Linked DNA regions of Homo sapiens: region 2 is linked to region 1. A link is a loop called in an ENCODE intact Hi-C map of the cell type or tissue named here. Cell type or tissue: heart left ventricle. All regions are shown on one strand. Links, peaks and the distances in the headings refer to the core of each region. The heading gives the core; the rest is flanking DNA.

What was found. Peaks named below come from ENCODE experiments on the same cell type or tissue, not always from the same donor. Only the 100,000 strongest peaks of a DNase experiment are listed, where the experiment ranks them.
Region 2: it touches region 1 in a loop (2.6-fold over the local background); 51 of 110 quality-filtered maps call a loop at or near these places.

What each region holds. Positions count from the first base shown.
Region 1 is chr4:184,407,235-184,416,632 of GRCh38, reverse strand. It overlaps IRF2 (interferon regulatory factor 2), which reads left to right. Exons shown (of 9, transcript NM_002199.4): 6 at 8,358-8,475. Among named protein-coding and RNA genes, the nearest start is that of LINC02362, 30 kb to the right of the region's middle. RefSeq lists a silencer at 3,084-3,378. In heart left ventricle, for the core only: no CTCF peak of the experiment used is centred there; no DNase peak of the experiment used is centred there; H3K27ac peaks cover 3,095 bases.
Region 2 is chr4:184,461,815-184,471,212 of GRCh38, reverse strand. All of the region lies in intron 1 of IRF2 (interferon regulatory factor 2), which reads left to right. Among named protein-coding and RNA genes, the nearest start is that of IRF2, 8.0 kb to the left of the region's middle. In heart left ventricle, for the core only: no CTCF peak of the experiment used is centred there; no DNase peak of the experiment used is centred there.

The DNA of each region.
Region 1 (9,398 bases), core at 474-8,473:
TACCATGATGTCATTACTGTACCTGAAAAAGTTCACAGTAATTTCTCAATATCAGTGAATATCCAGCCAGTGGTCAGAGTTTCAGTTGTTTCATACATGTTATAACATTCGTGTAGTTTGTTACTTAAATTAAGACCCATATAAAATCCACATGTGATTTTTGAATGTCTTTTAAGTATTTTTTAAGGATATATGTTTCTCCTATATTACCTCTTAAAACATTTTTTTTTTTTTACAATTGAACAAACCTAGTTGTTAGCCATATCGTTTCTCACAGTTTTTTTTTTCGTTTTTTTTTTTTTTTGTTTTTTTTTTGAGACAAGGTCTTACTCTGTCACCCAGGCTGGAGTGAAGTGACGCGATCATAGCTCACTGCAGCCCCAACCTCCCGGGCTCAGGTGATCCTCCCGCCTCAGCCTCCCTCTAGTAGTTGGGTCTACAGGTGTGTGCCACCAAGCATGGATAATTTAAAAAAATTTTCTTTTATAGAGGTGAGGTTTCATTCTGTTGCCCAGGCTGGTCTCAAACTCCTGGCCTCAAGTAATCCTCTTGCCTCGGCTTCCCAAAATGTTGGAATTACAAGTGTGAGCCTGGCTGAGTTTGTATTTTTAAGGCCTACGTTTTGATTCATGTTATTTAGTCAGAAAAGCACAGCTTTCTCACACATGTGTGAGAATTTGCTACAATTTCAAGTGTGACTGAATCGTATTTACTACTCTTTTCCCATTATCTAGCTCAGTGCCTGGCCCAGAACAGATCACTAATACGTATTTGATAACTGAATAGATGCATCCGCATTTGTTGACTAAATAGATGTATAAATAAGTAGGATATGTGGGGTGGGAGTGAGGGGTTTTCCATTAGGATGCAGATTTAATTTCATAATCGCAGTTAATGGAGAAATAAGAACGGAGTAACAGATGTTGCCTTTTCAACACACTTTGCTCACATGTACCCACTGTATTCCATCGAACGCCAGATGCCAATGATGCTAAGATGCACTGTTATTTTATGTATCTCTTAGAAAAACTGCTTGCAATGAAACCATGACACGTAATGGATTGAAAGGCATGTCCTCTTTCAGGGATGTGGCAATGCGAGGAAATGTACATCTTAGTAGTTCATGCCATGTGGTGGTCCCGTTTGTCTGGGATCTCTACAGCCACATGGGCACTGGTGGTGTCTTCACATGGCCCTGAAATGAGCAAGTTGTGGAAGGCACGGTCCTGGGTGGGCTTGACCATCCTGGCCCAGGGAAGTAAGTGAGAGATCCCGTTAGGTGCAGCCGTGTGGGTCAAGAGCCACCTCAGCCAAGTGTGTTTTATGAAATCCTTGTGCCGTGAAGATATGATTCATACCTGAAACTTTTTTCTTGAAAGGACCTGATTCCTTCAGCGGAAGGCAGGTGATTCATTAGGCCTAAACACAGCCTTACTTTTGAATTTAGATCTACTTGCATTGTGCTTTCCAGTGTAGCAGGGAAGCTCAGAAGAGGCCAGTGGGCTTCCCGAGTTCTGTGCTTCCTGGCTGTTCAAGCTATTGTGTGGACTCAGTGTCTCTGTAGAGTGTTTGAAAAGTGAACTCCCTAGGGCGTCTGGAATTGGAAAGTCAGAGGACAATTACTAGCTATTAATATATTACTTTTTAATTGTGTATCAAAACACCCAAGCACTGAGTTAATATATCCTGTGCAAATATACTAAACCTACTTAGTCTATCCAAATATGTAACTGGATACACTACGTAGGTTTCTTCTACTGAGGAAATTTGTCTTTCATATGGTAACTAGGTATGAATATTTGCTGTTGAAGCAAGCTTTTCCCAATCTTCAAGTTGAAGTTTTAATTAGCAAACAATGTTTACAACATGTAGGCCAAGTATTAGAATTTTCTTGGGGTCACTCATGATTTATCTCCATGCTATATGTCCCCCAACAAATAGTCTCCCCAAGACTGGAACACCCAAGGCCCATTGGCCATGTGGCAGGTGCAGAAACGGCCTCAGCATCCTCTGACATTTCGCTTTGTGAGCATATCCCTACAAACTCAGTCAGCCATGTTTTCCTTGAGCTAAGCCCCACCTGTGCGGCGGTAACTGGTTATCTAAGGAAATAAGAACAAGAAAAACAGCTGGGTACAGTGGTACATGCCTGTCCCAGCTACTCAGGAGGCTGAGGTGTAGGAGGATGGCTTGAGCCCAGGAGTTTGAGGCTGCAGTGAGCCGTGATTGCACCACTGCGCTCCAGCCTGGGCAACAGAGCAGGACCCCTTCCCCACCTCAAAAAAGAAAGAAAAACAATAATGAGAAATCCTGGATTCTACATCATCAGTGCATGTATATGTTTCAGAAAATATCATGGAACGGTTTGCTCTGAGACTTCAGACAAGGCCAAGAACAGTAAGAATAGAAGTAGTTAAAACAGAGGGGTGCTAGTTGATATTTTTGAGCTGATTCCAAGTTCCCAGCTATGATTTTTGTCTCACTGAGTTCTCCCTGTGATGGGCAGGTCATTTCCCTTTTATACATTTAGGAAATGGGTGCACAGAGAAGCTGATTCATTTTCCCAAGGCTGCATTGCTTTACAGAGCTGAGATTTGAATCCAAGTTTGTCCACCGGGTGCCTCGTAGCCTTTGGGGCCTAAGCCAGGCCTTGAGGGGTGGACAGGGTCAAACTGGTCCTTCCGCAGCACTAGGGGCATCAGGAATGAAGGCCTGGAGATTACAGTTGGTTTGTCTTTCCTGGATGAGACAGGAAACTGGCTTAATTAGAGCAGGAGTTTGTGTGAGAGGGCAATGGGAAATACAGGCATGTAGGTGGGGCGAATAGAAATGGGTACTTCCTGCTTCGGAGGGTTGTTTGCAGCTGAAACATACATGCTTGAAACTGTAAAGTGCTTCCGGATCAAAGTGTTAGTGTTATGAAGGAGACAGAATTGGGAAGGGCTGCCAAAGTCGCTTGGAAAAGATTAGGCCTGGTCTGTATTCGTTCTGAGCACAGACCTATGGGTAGAAGTTACAGAAAAGCAGATAGGGGTTCGGCTGCTCTTTCTCATAGAGCTGTTGGCTCTAACAGTGACCTGAGCTGGATTAAAACACAGCACACTCCCTGGCAGGGCTGCTACTGGAGTGATCCCTTCACTAGTTGGAAGAGGTCTTCAGTTTTTAAACTTTAATCAAATGAAAGCACACACCAGCAACTCACTTGAAAAACAGATAAGATGAGAGATGCCCTGGGTGAAGCAGGTTATCAGGCTTATTCTGCCTGCCCGGGATCCTCCCTTCCCATGTGGTAGCTCAGAACGGGAGCTCCGAACCCAGTTGGAAGAGCTTGAGGGACAGTTTTACGGAATGAGACACAGTTGAACTCCTTGTAGCACACTTAGAGCAGGCGGGAATTGATATGTAAGGGAGGCCTTTCTCACCGGGATGGGAAGGAGTGGGAGGCAGGAGAGACTGCTGTGGAAAGGCAGTAGCTGGTGCCACTGGCATGGAGGGAGGAGACATTTCTCCAGAAAGTGGAAGAGGGTACGGAGGATGCAGATAAGAGCGGCCTAAAGAGGAGGCCCCGGCGTTTTGCACCTTCAGAAGCGAGTGTTGGGAATGCAGGTCGTTTTGTGGAGAGGGTGTTTCGCTTTGGACATGCTGCCTTTGAAGTGACAGAGAGCCCTGAAGGTAAATGCCAGCTAGAAAGTTGGAGGGTACAGCACTTGAGTGAGTGCCCAACGGGCAGATGTGTGGTCATTTACTTGAGAATGGCGTTGGTAGCTTTGGAAACTGATGCCTTCTCTAAGAGATGCAGACAAAGGCCCGCAGAGAAGATGCAGAGAAAAGTGAGCTAAGGGAAAAAGTCAAGAGGGAAGCTGCAGTGAGAGAAGGGAGGAAGAGAATGACGATGGCCTCATTCCAAGCAAGGAGCAGAAGGAAGGTGGTTCTGGGACCGGGCAGGAGGCCCCAGCCTGTCTTACGAGAGCTTCTGTTGTCAGTGGCATTGCGCCTCTGTGCTGGGTGTGTGCACTCGCCAAGGTCCAGTTCCCTGACCTGCTTGTGAAGTCCAGCTGTCAGCCTACACGTTCTGTTAGCAGAGACTTAGAGATGTCCTTAAATTTGATGTCCTTAAATCTGGCTTCAAAGAGACTGGCTTTGCACAGATGAGTTAGAGCATTTTGGAAGGTGGGAGGTGGGCTGGAGGCCCATTAAATGGGACTTCAGGGACAAGGGGCATTAGCACAGGGTTGAGACAGCATGGGCTCGGAGCAGAGGGGAGTCCCTCTGCTGTCCTCTAACTCTGGTCTGTCCCCAAGCCCATTCAGCAAGTGTAGCTTCAAGACCAGCTAAAGGTGTATTATTTTACAGGTCTAAAGAAGTGTGCTCCTGCCCCTGAACTCTCTCTTGTGCCAGTTTGCTTTTGCTTAAAATCCCTTAAACCAGAGACCAAACCTTGGATTCTGTAATTATAGCAAAGGTTCTTGAGCGTCAATGTTTGGCGGAGTTCATGCACCCACGTAGATCAATCCTTGGATTCTACAATTAGAGCAAAGATTTTTGAACATAAATGTTTGCTGGAGTTCATGCACCGTGGAGAAGTCTGGACCCAAGCAGAGTCTTTTTTTTTTTTTTTTTTTTTTTTAATCTTTGGAGCAAGGGGAGAAAATTAAAAGCCAAGAAAGCTATGGGTTACTTGATTTACAGAAGAGTCTCTATCTAAAGTGAGAAAGGGAGCAGACAGAGGGGATGTGAATCCTGACCAGGATTAACCGGGCCAGGTTATGGTGCAGCAAAGCAGGAGTTGAGCCAGGGCAGGAGTGGGGCATCGGGGGTCCAGGAGAGGCTTCGGGCGAAGAGTGTTCAGGGCCTGCAGGATCTCTGTGTTTATTTTACATAGAGAACTCCACACCCCTTTTCTTCATTTGAGATCCTTGGATTTTTAATATACCTTAGATTTAGATATTCCTACTTCTAATCATTTCAAAAATTGTGACCCAGTTTAGTGAAGATCCTTCTCTCCTGGGCCTGTTCTGCACCCTGGATGGAGGTGTTTCGGGAGGTGCTGGCTCCGTTTTACTGTGCCATTGACTGTACTGTCTGTCCAGAGTGACGGTGTCAGTGAGATGATTGGCACTGATGGCTCTGAAATGACAGGGTTTCTTTTGAAGTGGGGTGAGGGGAGTAACACAGTGTTTGGAATAGTCTCTCCTAGCCTCCATCGGTGGAATATATGATGCCATTATAGAAGTGGTCAGTGCAGGATACAGGGTAAGAATGGAGAGAGTAGAAGGCTGGGCATGGTGGCTCATGCCTGTAATCCCAGCACTTTGGGAGGCCGAGGTGGGCAGATCACCTGAGGTCAGGGGTTCGAGACCAGCCTGGCCAACATGGTGAAACCCCATCTCTACTAAAAATACAAAAAATTAGCCCGGCATGGTGGCAGGCACCTGTAATCCCAGCTACTTGGGAGGCTGAGGCAGGAGAATCTCTTGAACCCGGGAGGTGGAGGTTGCAGTGAGCCAAGATCACGCCATTGCACTCTAGCCTGGGTGATAGTGTGACACCCCATGTCAAAAAAAAAAAAAAAAGTGTGGAGAGAGAGTAGAACAGTGTTCAAAAGAGTGTCTCAGTCTCCGCTGGAATTAGGGCAGGATACAAGGGCTTCTTAAGACAGAAAGCTCCTGGAATTGAACCATATTTCGTGACCAAAGACAGAGTTCAGTTCCGGTGTCTCTGCAGGCTAAAAGTAGCGTGATCTTGGAAAATTAATTTAGTCTCTGAGTCATCGTTTTCTCAAGTGATAAAAGTATCACTTGTCACTAATTAAACTGTAGATCATGTGTAACACTTAGAGGTCTTCAATGGAGAAATCAGAATTAATTTAGCTTTTTAAATATATGCAAGCCTGACTGCCTCATTACTTTTATAAGAAACCTAGAAACAGAATGACTAAAAAAATAAGGTCAGACAGCAAAGGAAGCCCATACAAATGAGCAGTTCTCTTGTAACTTCTTCAGAGGCCTGTGCTTAGTTCTTTTTGAGGGAGTTGAAGAGATGGAGGTGGACTAGTGAAAGGTGGGGCATGACTCGGGGTGGGGAAACTGACCAGGGGTCATTGAGGACGCCATTGAGAAAGGAGGCTGCTGTTGGAGAGATGGAGAATTGCAGCAGTGTCAGACAGTTCAGGCCGCCATGGAGGGATAGCATGGTCCATCAGAGGTCAGCATATGGGGCTGGGGGAAGGGATTTGAGAAAAGGCCATTGGATTTGGGAGAGCACAGTTTTGTTGGTGACCTTTGGTAATGGTGAGTGCTTATTTACTAGTAAGTGCCATGTACGTAGTTAGCTCATTTAATCTTCACCTTATCCCTATGACGTGGGTCCTATTATTGTCCTCAGTTTACAACTGTCCGCAGTGCCCTAGGGTGGCTTACAGAGGTTAAATAAGGAGCTGCAACCAGTGAGGAGTGGAGGTGCCAGGCTTTGCTCCAGGCCCTTCTGATTCCAAAGCCCGAGCTCTCAAGACCCTTCTGGGAGCTTGATTCTGCAGGTGGAGAGGAAGCGAGACCACAGGAACTAATGGGGGCCCAGGTGGAGAGGCGAAGTCCGGAAAGGCAGACAGCGGGTCGGAAGTTTGGTTGTGAAGGAAGGGAAAACCTGCTGACTCACCCAGGTCACAGGCAAGTGGGTTTTTTTTGTTTTTTGTTTTTTGTTTTCAGAAGGGGCAGACTTTTTTTTTTTTTGTCTTTAAGAATCAGGCTCTCGCTCTGTCACCCAGGCTGGAGTGCAGTGACATGATCATAGCTCATTGCATCCTTGAACTCCCGGGCTCAGGAGAGCCTCCCAACACCGCAGCCTCCCAAGTATCCAGGACAAGAGGCGTGCACCACCACACCCGGCTAATGCTTTCATTTTTTGTAGAGACAGGGTCTTGCTATGTTGCCCAGGCTGGTCTCGAACTCCTGGGCTGAAACGATCCTGCAGCCTCAGCCTCCCAAAGTGCTGAGATTCCAGGGTGAGCCACCGTGCTTGGCCCAAGAAAAGGCAGACTTCTTATTTAGAACTTGTAAGAGAGAAGAGTGCAAGATGCTGGGGGAGAAAGGAGTAAAAATCGTGCCTGGTAGGGATGGATATTCTGGGCCTGCCCTTACGCTGGACCTTCGGGACATCTGGTAAACCAGGCAGTGTATGGTTTGTTTAAAAACCGAGCTATACAGTGGAGTGATGCCTTTGAAGTCATGTTATTAAGGTGGGAGTTTGCCAGGTGGGATTATGAAGGAGGAGGTTATTTCCCCTCCTTCCGTTAGTGACTTTTTGAGGATTTTGGGGGGATTGATTCCAAGTAGTGTATAAATAAGCTGATGAGAACACCCACCATGTTTCAGAGCCGACCACTGTTGACTTTTCCAAGCACAGTCACGTCTACTTGCATGATCCTCTGCTTCCAGTCCTGTGTTCCTTCTGCTCTCTACCCTCTTCCGCTTTGGATTCCTTGGGTGTTGTCCTGTGTGGCTTTTGTCTGACTTGATTGCTATCGTAGCAGCAGATGCAAACTTACCTTGAGAGCTGAACGTCCACAGGCACCTCAGGGCTGGCTTTTGCAGAGCTGTTTAGTACAAGGGAGTGGAGGGTTCTGGTGCACTTGAAAAAAAAGCACACATTTAGAGCTCCAATAAGGGAAAGGAATTTGTTCTCATTATTTCATTAGTGTGCACGTGCAGAATTCTTGGGCTGGATGAGATATTCAGCCACCTGAAGGGCATTTATGTAAAGCCCATGGTGTGGGGTTGCCCGGCTGGACTCAGGCCAGGGTGATCAGCCAGCCATCCAATGCAGGGCCTCAGGTGGCCAGAGGCCATGGCAAAACTTATCTGCAGAGAATTCATCTACAATGTCCTCTGGGCTCCTGTTCTTGGGCCAGTCACTGAGGCAGAGCTTTTCCTAAGAAATAATTATGAAAGAGGTAGCATGATTCCTCCCTGGTGAAAGCCAGGCATTGATTCTTTTGAGCACCCCCTCAGAGGAGGAGAGTGTAGAATCCACGCAGTGCAGCATTTTACAGAGACAATGATGCAGCTCTGCGTAGCCCCAAAGCTATTGTCTGCAGGTGGAAGCATTTCCTAAAGGCAAGCCAGATGGGCCGGTACCGTTTCCTTGAAGGAAAATGGAAGGAGCTGAATACCCAGCAGTGCACCCTGGGCAGAAATGTGCTTTAAAACAGGCCAGTTTAAAGAAGCAGGGGATGAATGTATTCGGCAGCTGAACATGAATGACCCTAGCATTAAAGAAAGTAGGCAGAGGGTAGAATTTCAGCTAAGAGAAGGGAGGGGAAAGGAAGTGTTCTCAATTCTTTTTTCTTTTCTTCTTCCTAGCAAGAACCAGTTGAGTCATCTCTGGGGCTTAGTAATGGAGTAAGTGATCTTTCTCCTGAGTATGCGGTCCTGACTTCAACTATAAAAAATGAAGTGGATAGTACGGTGAACATCATAGGTAAACTGTTTTGACGTCTCATTTTTTATACATACCAGCAGCCCCCTGGGGCCTAAAATTTGTAAAACAGAGAACTTCAAATAACATAGTCAGTGGGAGGAGGTCTTGGAATCATCTCAGAATGCAAGTTCCAGCCCCCAGATTTCAAGGCTGAGAAACGAAGGCTTTTGAGGATCAGATAAAGGAACTTAGACGGGTCAGCCTCCGTGGAAGAAGGCTGGGGTGACCTCCCAGGAAAAATGTTTGTTTCCCGGCGGCTCGTGGCTAGCGATCCCAGTCTTTCACTATTTGGTTCACGTGGGCAAAAGAGTATTTATTTAACTCGGGAACCAAGGAGAGGGAAGATGGTCCTCGCGAGTCCTCTCAGCAACTGCTTCCTGGCAGACAGAGAAACTGAGGCACAGAGACATGTTGCCAAAGGGCCCACTCTGATTCAGCAGATATTTTTGAGCACCTTCTGTATATCAGACTCAGTACTAGGAGCAGGAAATAGATGGAGGAGGCCCAATTTCTTTTCTCATGGAGGGACAGAGATAGTAAACAAAGACACCCCCAGATAACTGCAGTGTTACCATGTGTGGTAAATACTGCAAAAGAAAAGAAAGGCGAGAGAAAAATCAAGGCACCAAATTTAGATTGGAGGTCTCAGAGGAGCAGTGTTTTCCCTCCTTCGTAACAGTTGAACAACTTCCAGATGTAGCTAGCTGCACCCCCTGTAAAGATGCAGGCTCTTTACAATGAAGACACATCTTCTGATGTTCCTTCTCTCCTGTATGGCCAGATGCACAGGAATAGTGCCCAAAAGACCTCAGCCTGCTTTCCCTTTAAGGGGAAGGAGAAGAAAAAACTCCTTTTTATTTTTACTTTCTTTCAGCATTGAATTTTTGTTGTGTGTATGGTGACTTCTGTTTTTGGGAAACGGA
Region 2 (9,398 bases), core at 691-8,690, 54 kb before region 1:
GAGATACTGTATATGAAAGAACATTGCATAAATTATGGCAGTCTACAAATGTGTAAGGCATTAACTTTCAAAATTATATCAGATTATTCTTAGTGTAAAAAGGCCAGATAATCATGACTGGATTAGACACTATCTTTCTCATAGAATTTCCAGCAAGGAGGGATTTTACTTCTGAGCATATATAAATAATGATAAAAGATTAAACATGGAATAACTTTTATATAAAGTATCAAAAAAATTTCACAGTGGAATCCGATATTGTCAGTGAATTTTTTCCTGTCAGAAGGAAAGTTAGGTGGTATCCATGGAGACCAAATGATATGGAAATAACAGTGATTGGACCAATGTATTTTCCCTCTTTATGTCAGATAAGAAAATCTTCCCAAGCCTCTCTGTGCTTTAGTCTGAATCTTCTTCACTCTCGTGTCAACTTCTTCATTATCTGTCATTGCAGGTGTGCACTGGGCTGATTGTAGTATTTTGCTTTTACCACCTTTTTTTTCTTTTCTTTTTTTTTTTTTTTGAGGCAGAGTCTTGCTCTGTTGCCCAGACTGGTGTACAGTGGCACACTTTCAGCTCACCGCAACCTCTGCTTCCAGGTTCAAGCAATTCCTGTGCTTCAGCTTCCCGAGTAGTTGGGACTACAGGTGTGCGCAGGCGTGCGCTACCATGCCTGGCTAATTTTTGTATTTTTAGTAGAGACGGGGTTTCAGCATGCTGGCCAGGCTTGTCTCGAACTCCTGACCTCAGGTGATCTGCCCACCTCAGCCTTCTGAAGTTCTGGGATTACAGGCATGAGCCACTGCGCCGGCCTGCTTTACCATCTTGGCTCATGTGCATTTATTGAATGCTTACTGTGTGCCCAACACTGTATATGTGACAACATACATGAAAGTAAATATTAACTGATAGCATATATTTATAACATATATTACAATACGTAATATATGCAAATAAACGAAACTGCGGTGAAATGTCAGTTATTATTAGTAAAAATTAGTTCTTCTTTTCATCTGTATGAGACATGATGTTCCTTCCTGCACAGGGGTAGGAGGTCAGGACCTTCGGTCTCTGCCTGCCCCGTCGGCCCCCTGTGTTTGGCCTGAGTGTAATCAGTGGTCGGTGCACGATGCCAGCTTCATGCACAGTGTGCTGAATTGAGGAGTGGCTCTGGTGGCGGGAGTGACTGATGGAAAAGTGGGTGAGGAAGTTCCATCAAACTTTAATTTATCAACAAAGAACAAAGAATGATGAATAACATATAGGGTCCAGATTTGAACATGAAGACAGTATTTTTTATAGAGTACCAAGGAAAACACACAAGCAGGAAACACAGCTCACAGGTCCCCTTTGTCCCTGGGACTCCGTCTGAGGCTCGTTGGATTCAGAGCAAGCAGCAGGCCTGAAGTCTTGGCATTGACCTTCAAAGATCCCCTAAAAATAATTTTCCCCCTCAGAAGCTCCATCTTATGACAAACTGTCTCTGAAACAAATTGTGTTTATTTAAGTAGACTTCATGTATCCTTTTTCTTTTATTAGAGTCAAAGTCTCACTCTGTCCACCAGGCTGGAGTGCGGTGGCTCGATCATAGCTCACTACAGGCTCAAACTCCTGGGCACAAGTGATCCTCCTGCCTCAGTCTCCTGAGTAGCTGGGACAACAGGCATGTGCCACCCCAAAGCCCGACATACATTTTTGTGTAGAGACGGGGTCTCGCTATGTTGCCCAGACTGGTCTCAAACCCTTGGCCTCAAATGATCCTCCCTCCTCAGCATCCCAAAGTGCTGGGATTATAGGCGTGAGCCACTGCACCCGGCCCTAGTGCCCATTTTTATTCCTCAGAAACACATATGACTTCCAGTCAGAACTCCTGATTGCCTTGAGAAAACTGGTATCATCAAATCTCACTGAACTCATTATAGCCAAAGGTAGAGACCCGTGGTGTGTTGGACAGGCTGGCCGGCTCCGTGTGAGAGAAACTCACCATCCCGTTAGGCTTTCTGAGGCACTGAAACTAGCCGGGACCCTCCATCAATAACTTGGTCTGCTTGGGGATCCAGGGACCCCATGCAATTATTTTAAATGAATAATTGATTTTGTTAAATGTAGTAACACATGCAATGGTTTTCTTAAATGCACACATTGTGTTATTATTTCATTTGTTTATTAAATATTTCTTGACAGCCAGCTGTGTACAAGGCTCTGCGGTGGAAGGTGCATGAACTCAGATGCCTAGAGTGGCCTTTTAGTTCTCCAATCACTTCCTCCTTTGGAAGTTTTCACTGTAAAATGTGGCTGGATAATTCTGTCATCCTCAGGAGACAGAACCTGTGTGTGTTGTGAAAATCACCTGGGGAGGGGACTTTTAGAAATTACACGGGACCTTTTAGATTTGAGACTATCTGTAGCCCCCTTTCCCTTCCTTCCCCTTCCTGCCTTGATAGCGAGCCTCTTATTCACCATTGGATCCCTGCTCCCCAGCCTCCCTCAGGTGTGTGGCCAGAGTAGAAATGGAAAGCCACTGAATCGAGGATCTCTTCCCAGGGCCAAATAGTTGATCTTTTCCTTGGCTCAGATGAAACCTCTTTCCACATTTTAAAAAGCACTTCGGACAGGGGCCTGTGGTCACTCTGTTGGCTCTGCCCACTTGCCCTTGCTTGCCATACAGAAATGGGACTCATGTTAAGTTTGTGATACATTGAATTTTCCTTTTTTTTTCTTTTTTGAGAAAGAGTCTCGATCTTGTCTCCTGGGCTGGAGGGCAGTGGTGTGATCTCGGCTCACTGCAACCTCCGCCTCCTGGGTTAAAGTGATTCTTCTGCCTCAGCCTCCCGAGTAGCTGGGATTACAGGCATATGCCACCACGCCGGGCTAATTTTTGTATTTTTAGTAGAGATGAGGTTTCGCCATGTTGGCCGGCTGGTCTCGAACTCCTGACCTCAGGTGATCTGCCCGCCTCAGCCTCCCAAAGTATTCGGATTACAGGTGTGAGCCACCGCGCCCAGCCCAGTTTTCCATTTTGAAGAGGCAAGAAGGACTTTATTTTATTTTATGTATTTGTCTCTTTGTCCAGGAAGGCCATGGAGAATTAGGCGTTTGGTTTTGTTTTGTTTCTATTTTGGTTTATAACTCCTTTATCAGTTTAGTATTCCCTTCTGATAAGCAAGAAAGAGCGGAGTTGACAAAGAATGGCTGCAGATGAGAAGCAGGTGTGTGAGGTTCCTTCTGATGATGGATTCTAAGTATTTTTATCCCAAAGGCAAGACTAATTTAGTTCAGCAAAATACCTTAATTTAGGATTTTGTGTGATAAAAGCCTGTCCTGTTTTCATTAAATGACGATTTTTGAGAATTAACTACTTGCTGTGTGATTTTCATAAATAATTTCATTTGGGCATACTTAACACTGTTGCTATCTGCTGAAGGCATTTGATACTCGCACACCTAATGCCATCAAAGGAGAGATGAGTATACACTTTAATTTGTTCTTATTGAGTGTACATTTTAATTGTTCTTATGAATGTCAGATTTTGGGAAGATCCAAAGAAGTACTCTGTAGACAGAATACGCTGTCCTGGCCCCCTAAGCTTAGAATCCTACCAATTTTCCCATTTCATGAGATTGACCTTTCAGATGAGGAGGGACTGCATACAAATTGCTTTATTTCAAGTAATATCTACCATGTTATTTTTGAAAGAATTCTTTTGTCCTTTTTACCCTAGATCTATTGGAAAAGATGAGAAAAATTACAGTGGTGATAAGAGTGTCTTAACACCTAGATATGATGGGTGTGTCGGGTGAAAGGATAGCAATGGGAGGCTGGTGGAAAGTGAGAGTTGGGGGATGGGGTGATGAGAAGGAAAATAGGTGACTAGTGACTCCTGGATTCTTGAATGGGAGAGAGTGAAGAGACAATCAGGCAGGGAGATTTTCTGTCTTTGCATAAATGTCACTGAAAGAGTTTTAGAGATCGGAGGGGTGAGGTGAAGTTGGTTAGGCAATTAGTGATAACTCAAGGACCAGTTGAAAGACTGGAGGACCCTCCACTGCTGACTGTGGGATCAGATCCTTTTATCCTGGGGATGAGAAAGGCTGATGGGAAAACTGCTAGGCAGCTGCTGACATTATACCACCAGGAAACATGAAGTTGTGAGTAGTTGTCACTTGGACATGGCTGAAGTCACCTTAGGGTACAGTGATGTTGCTGCATCACAACGTTTAGGTCATCAATGGGCCATACACATGACTGTGGCCCCATAAGATGATAATATCATACTTTTACCTTTTGCTATGTTTAGATACACAGATACTTGCCATTGTGCTACAGTGGCCTACGGTCCTCAGTACAGTAACCTGCAGTACATGTTTGCAGCCTGGAAGCCATAGGCCATACCATAAACCTGGGTGTGTAGGAGGTTATACCATGTAGGTTTGTGTAAGTACACTCTGTGATGTTCACACAATGACAAAATTGCTTAATGGTGCATTTCTCAGAATGTATAAGTGTGCTGATGTTGATGCATTGTTTGGGGATGGGGAAACTGATACTCACTATGTGAGGCCCCAAACTCAATCTAAAATTGCCTTTGGAGGCAACCACGGAAATACGGTAATAGCTCTCTTAGGCCTTCTCCCCCCGTACTGATCTTCCTTGGTACTGTTTTATTTTATTTTTAAACTCTTGAAATAATACATAATAGATGTATGTATTTTCAGGGCACATGTAATAATTTAATGCATTCATATTTGTAATTTGTAATGATAAATCAATGTAATTGTGCTATTGAGATTGTGGGAGGTAAATATGGAATCAGGGAAATAGAATGGGCTGATAATGTGTTTTCCTAAAGAACAGATGGGATTGGCCGTGCGCGGTGGCTCACGCCTGTAATCCCAGCACTTTGGGAGGCCGAGGCGGGCGGATTTCCTGAGGTCAGGAGTTCAAGATCAGCCTGGCCAACATGGTGAAACCCCGTCTCTACTAAAAATACAAAAATTAGCTGGGCATGGTGGCGGGCACCTGTAGTCCCAGCTACTCGGGAGGCTGAGGCAGGAGAATCGCTTGAACCCAGGCGGCGGAGGTTGCAGTGAGCCGAGATCGCACCAGCTTGGGTGACAAGCGTGAGACTTCATCTCAAAAAAAAAACAAAAAACAAAAAACAACCAGATGGGACAAGTTAAAACTGAACTATGAATTCCATAAGTGGGTAGTGTGGGTCACTGAGTGGGGCACTGAGTACTCCACAGTGACTGTAGTCAGGATTCTACATTGAAATAAACTTTCTGGAATTTACCTTGGTGCTATATACTTAAAGTCTTAAAAATGTTAAGCTCTCTGTTCCAGAAATTCTGCTTCTTGGAACCTACTTACGTGAAGTAACCAGAGATGGGAACAAAGATGTATGTACACGGATGTTTATTGAATTAGCTTTTGTTATGTAAAAACTTGGAAACAAGCTAAATATCCAACAATAGAGACACATTTGAACGAATTACGGCACATCCAGACAGACTATAGGTAGCTTATAAAGCTCGTGTTTTCGAGCAGCGTTTAGTGATGGGAAAATATTTATGATCTATGCTGATTGGGTGGGGAAAAAAGGATATGAAATTGTGCTTCTAGTTTTATTTTTAAAACATATGTGTATATTGGGGTATTTTTAAAAACCTGGAAGAAAACATATCTTTTTGATGGTGAAATTGTGGGTGTTTGGCTTTTTTTTTCCTTCTTGAAACATTTTTGTATTTTCCAAATTTAAAACAGCAAGCACAATTACCAATTACCCTTTTAACCAGAAAAATATTCTCAAGAGAGTGCTAATATGTCATCTCTGCCCTCACCTCTGGTCCACGTAAGGTTAGGAAAAACACACTGGGTGCTGCCGAGGAGGAGGCTGTGCATGGACGGGGCCATTCTCGAGCCTTTCTGCCTCCATGTGTGGAGCAGGCTCTAGAGCCAGGGCTTTCCTGGCCAGGCTCTTGGAAGCCTTTGTCCTCAGACAGCTGTGGCTACTTGGAGACACTTAGATTGGTGGCTTTTTGGTGAGGTTGGGACATAATGTTTTGTCAGTAACTGTGAAGGGCTTGAGATATGATTTCACTTCACAGTTAACATTCTTTATACATATGAATACTGCAGAAACACAAAACCCCTGGGTAGGAGAAAAGAGTTCCTTGTTGATATTTACAACTGGGGCAACAGCCTGAGTGACACTATTGTGTCAGGCCCCTAAACCTTGACCCTTAGGTGACACTGAAAACTAATGGAATGTACATGTGGGCTACACTTTGTTGACAGGGACAGAGCAGCTGTCCCTCTCCCGTCCCAAAAGGAGAGAGAGAGAAAAAAAAAAGAAGAAGAAAAAGGAAAACCAAACAGACAAACACCTTAGCTCCCCTGACATGGGATGAAAAGGTTCCAGGGGTCTTATCCTAACCTTTCAGAATGTGAGACACTTGTAACCTGGGGATGTCTCCAAGGTCTGTTTTTCATGCTTTTTGAAATACACATGCCTAGGGAGATACGTCTTCCCAGCACCTTGGGAACCAAGGTGAAATTATTTGGTCCTCTTGAGGAGATTAGAGGTTTTATTATCCTTTTGGAAAAGAGCATTTAATGTACACAAATGGCTACAGATCTAATTCTCATGGTAAGTGAAGTATAAAATGTTTGTAGGGGAAGTGAGAGTGAACATTCCCTGTCTTCATGTCCTGTATAGTCCCTATCTTCATGTCCTGTACATTCCCTATCTTCATATGCTATACAGTCGCTATTTTCATATCCTATATGGCTCCTATATTCATATCCCATACATTCCCTATCCTATACATTCCCTACCTTCATGTCATATATGGTCCTATCTTCAGACCTTTTATGGTCCCCATCTTCATACCCTATACATTCCTTATCTTCATGTCCTGAACAGTCTCCATCTTCATATCCTATACATTCCCTATCTTCATTTCTTAACAGTCCCCATCTTCATATCCTATATAGTCCCCATCTTCATGTCCTGTACATTCCCTATCTTCATATCTTCCTATCCTATACATTCCCTATCATCATGTCCTAAATGGTCGCTGTCTTCATATGCTGTACATTGTCTATCTTCATGTCCAATACATTCCCTATCTTCATGTCCTATACGGTCCCTATCTTCATGTCATAAACGGTCCCTATCTTCGCATCATATGCATTCCCTATCTTCGTGTCCTATACATTTTTTCCCTTTATATTCTATTCATTTCTGTGTGTTAGGAGGTGAAGGCATTTTATAGGAGTCTGGAAAGAAGCCTGAGAAGTTGTATTTTCCCCTCACACCTGCCTTTACCAGACCCCTGTTGGAGAATGACAGTAGAGCTTAATCAGAGTGTGACCTCTGACTTTTCAAACTGAAGACCTCAAATCTCCAATTTTTATCTGAAAAAATATTAGAATAGTTTCACTCTCTTTATGAACATGGAGACGTTTTTGGATTGCTACGGAAGTAGGATTGGGCATGACCATTATGAGTTCAGAGGCTGAATGCCGTACCACAGCCCATCAAAAAAAAAATATATATATATGCACGATATTGTCCAATACAAATATAATGTGAGCCACATGTATAGTTTTAATTTTCTAGTAGCCACTTAGAAAAGTAAAAAGAAGTAGGTAAAATTAATTGTAATAATATATCTCATTTAACTAATTTTATCTAAAATATTTCAGTATGTCGTTAATGTAAAAATACTAATGAGATATTTTGTATCCATTTTTCATACTGAGTATTTAAAATCCAATGTGTCCTTTGCACCTATAGCACGTCTTAATTCAGCCCAGCCACATTCCAAGGGCATGGTAGACCCATGTGGCTGGTGGCTACCATCTTGGTTGGTGCAGCATAAGGAAATCAATCAAGGTGTGAAGACAATACAGGGGAAAGTTGTAGTACAGTCCTGAAAGGACTGAAGGAAAGTAGAGTTGGAGTGGTTATTTTGGTCATAACTGTATGAATCTCCCTGTGGCTCTCCCCACAAACCATACCTGATCTCTTCAGCCTAAAACAATGAAATGCTCTGAATTTCTATAGAAGCAGCATACTCTACATCCCATTCCTAGGGTAGTTAGCTATCTGCATCTTGATGAGATGAATGTTTCATTCTAGACTCTTGAACTGTTATGAAAATCTTAGATTATTTGAATTTTTCCATTTGTATCACCTATGTGGTAAGTTATTTGAGAGCCAGGATCCAGTCCGATTTATTTGCATTCCTCACCGGTGTTTGACACCTTTAAGACCTAGATAAATATTAGTTTATTTGATTTTCAGCTGTAAAGCAAAGGTTAGCTTGAAAGGCTGAATTCCAGCTCAGGAAGGGTGGCACAGATCTAGTTTGTACTAGAAACCTAATGGTATATGAATTGAACACATAAACATTAGGATTTGTCACTTTGCATTAGGATTTGTTACTTTGTATTAGGGGTTCCACACCCAGAAGGTGAAAAATTGTTCGGTTTTTCTCCTTTGTATCCAGACCTTTAAAAAATATTATCAGTTTCTTCTTTTGATGTTTAAGTTCCAATGATGATCCTAATACTTTCTTGTAGGGATAAATAAGCTATATTTGGTGATGACCTGAAGATAAACATTTGGAAGCTGCTACTTTTTCCATGGGTTCTTTGTTAACAATAACTTTGTTATTAACAAACACAGCCCACAACATCTAGGCGATGAAATTCTTTTGAAATCAAGTATAGTATTTTACAGTTGCCTTCATTTGTTCTCTTTGACTGTAATTGTTGGGTTGAAGCAACAGACTTATCCAGAGAGCCAAGGCAATTTATTTTTACTGAAGACTACCTAAGAACTGCTTAGGTAGCTTTTCTCTGCAAGATTAAATGCGACCTTCATGGAATCATGTTAGCAGGGCCAGCAGCTAGAAAAATAAAGACTAAACCAAACCTTCAGCAGCGAAATTCCCAGCTGCTCAGTGGCTCAGAGCTTTCCTGATTGCTTTCTTCCAATGAAAACACTGTAGATTAGTTTTAAGTGAATTCTAGTAGGTTTGGGGATTTGCAACTGACAGAAGAACAGCAAAGTGTAATCTCACTTTAAAATAATAGTCCTGAAGGTAAATCTCTATTGGCTCTTTCTTAGGATGCTGGGATTTTTGTTCATATGGGAAAACTTAACTCATACACACTGTTTAGCTGACCTTTGAAGGTAAGGCCCTAGAAGGCAGACGGAGGCTGGACACCTGGGGATGTGGGGCAGGACTGCTGCTCCTCTTTCTTCTCTCCATTGTAGGCGGGTGGAAACTTGGGAAGCCTGCGAGGAAGGTCCCTGTAGGGAATGTAGCTGACCCATTTTTTCCACTTTTGGGTGTGGTCATCCTGACTATTGGTGAAGTCAGGGT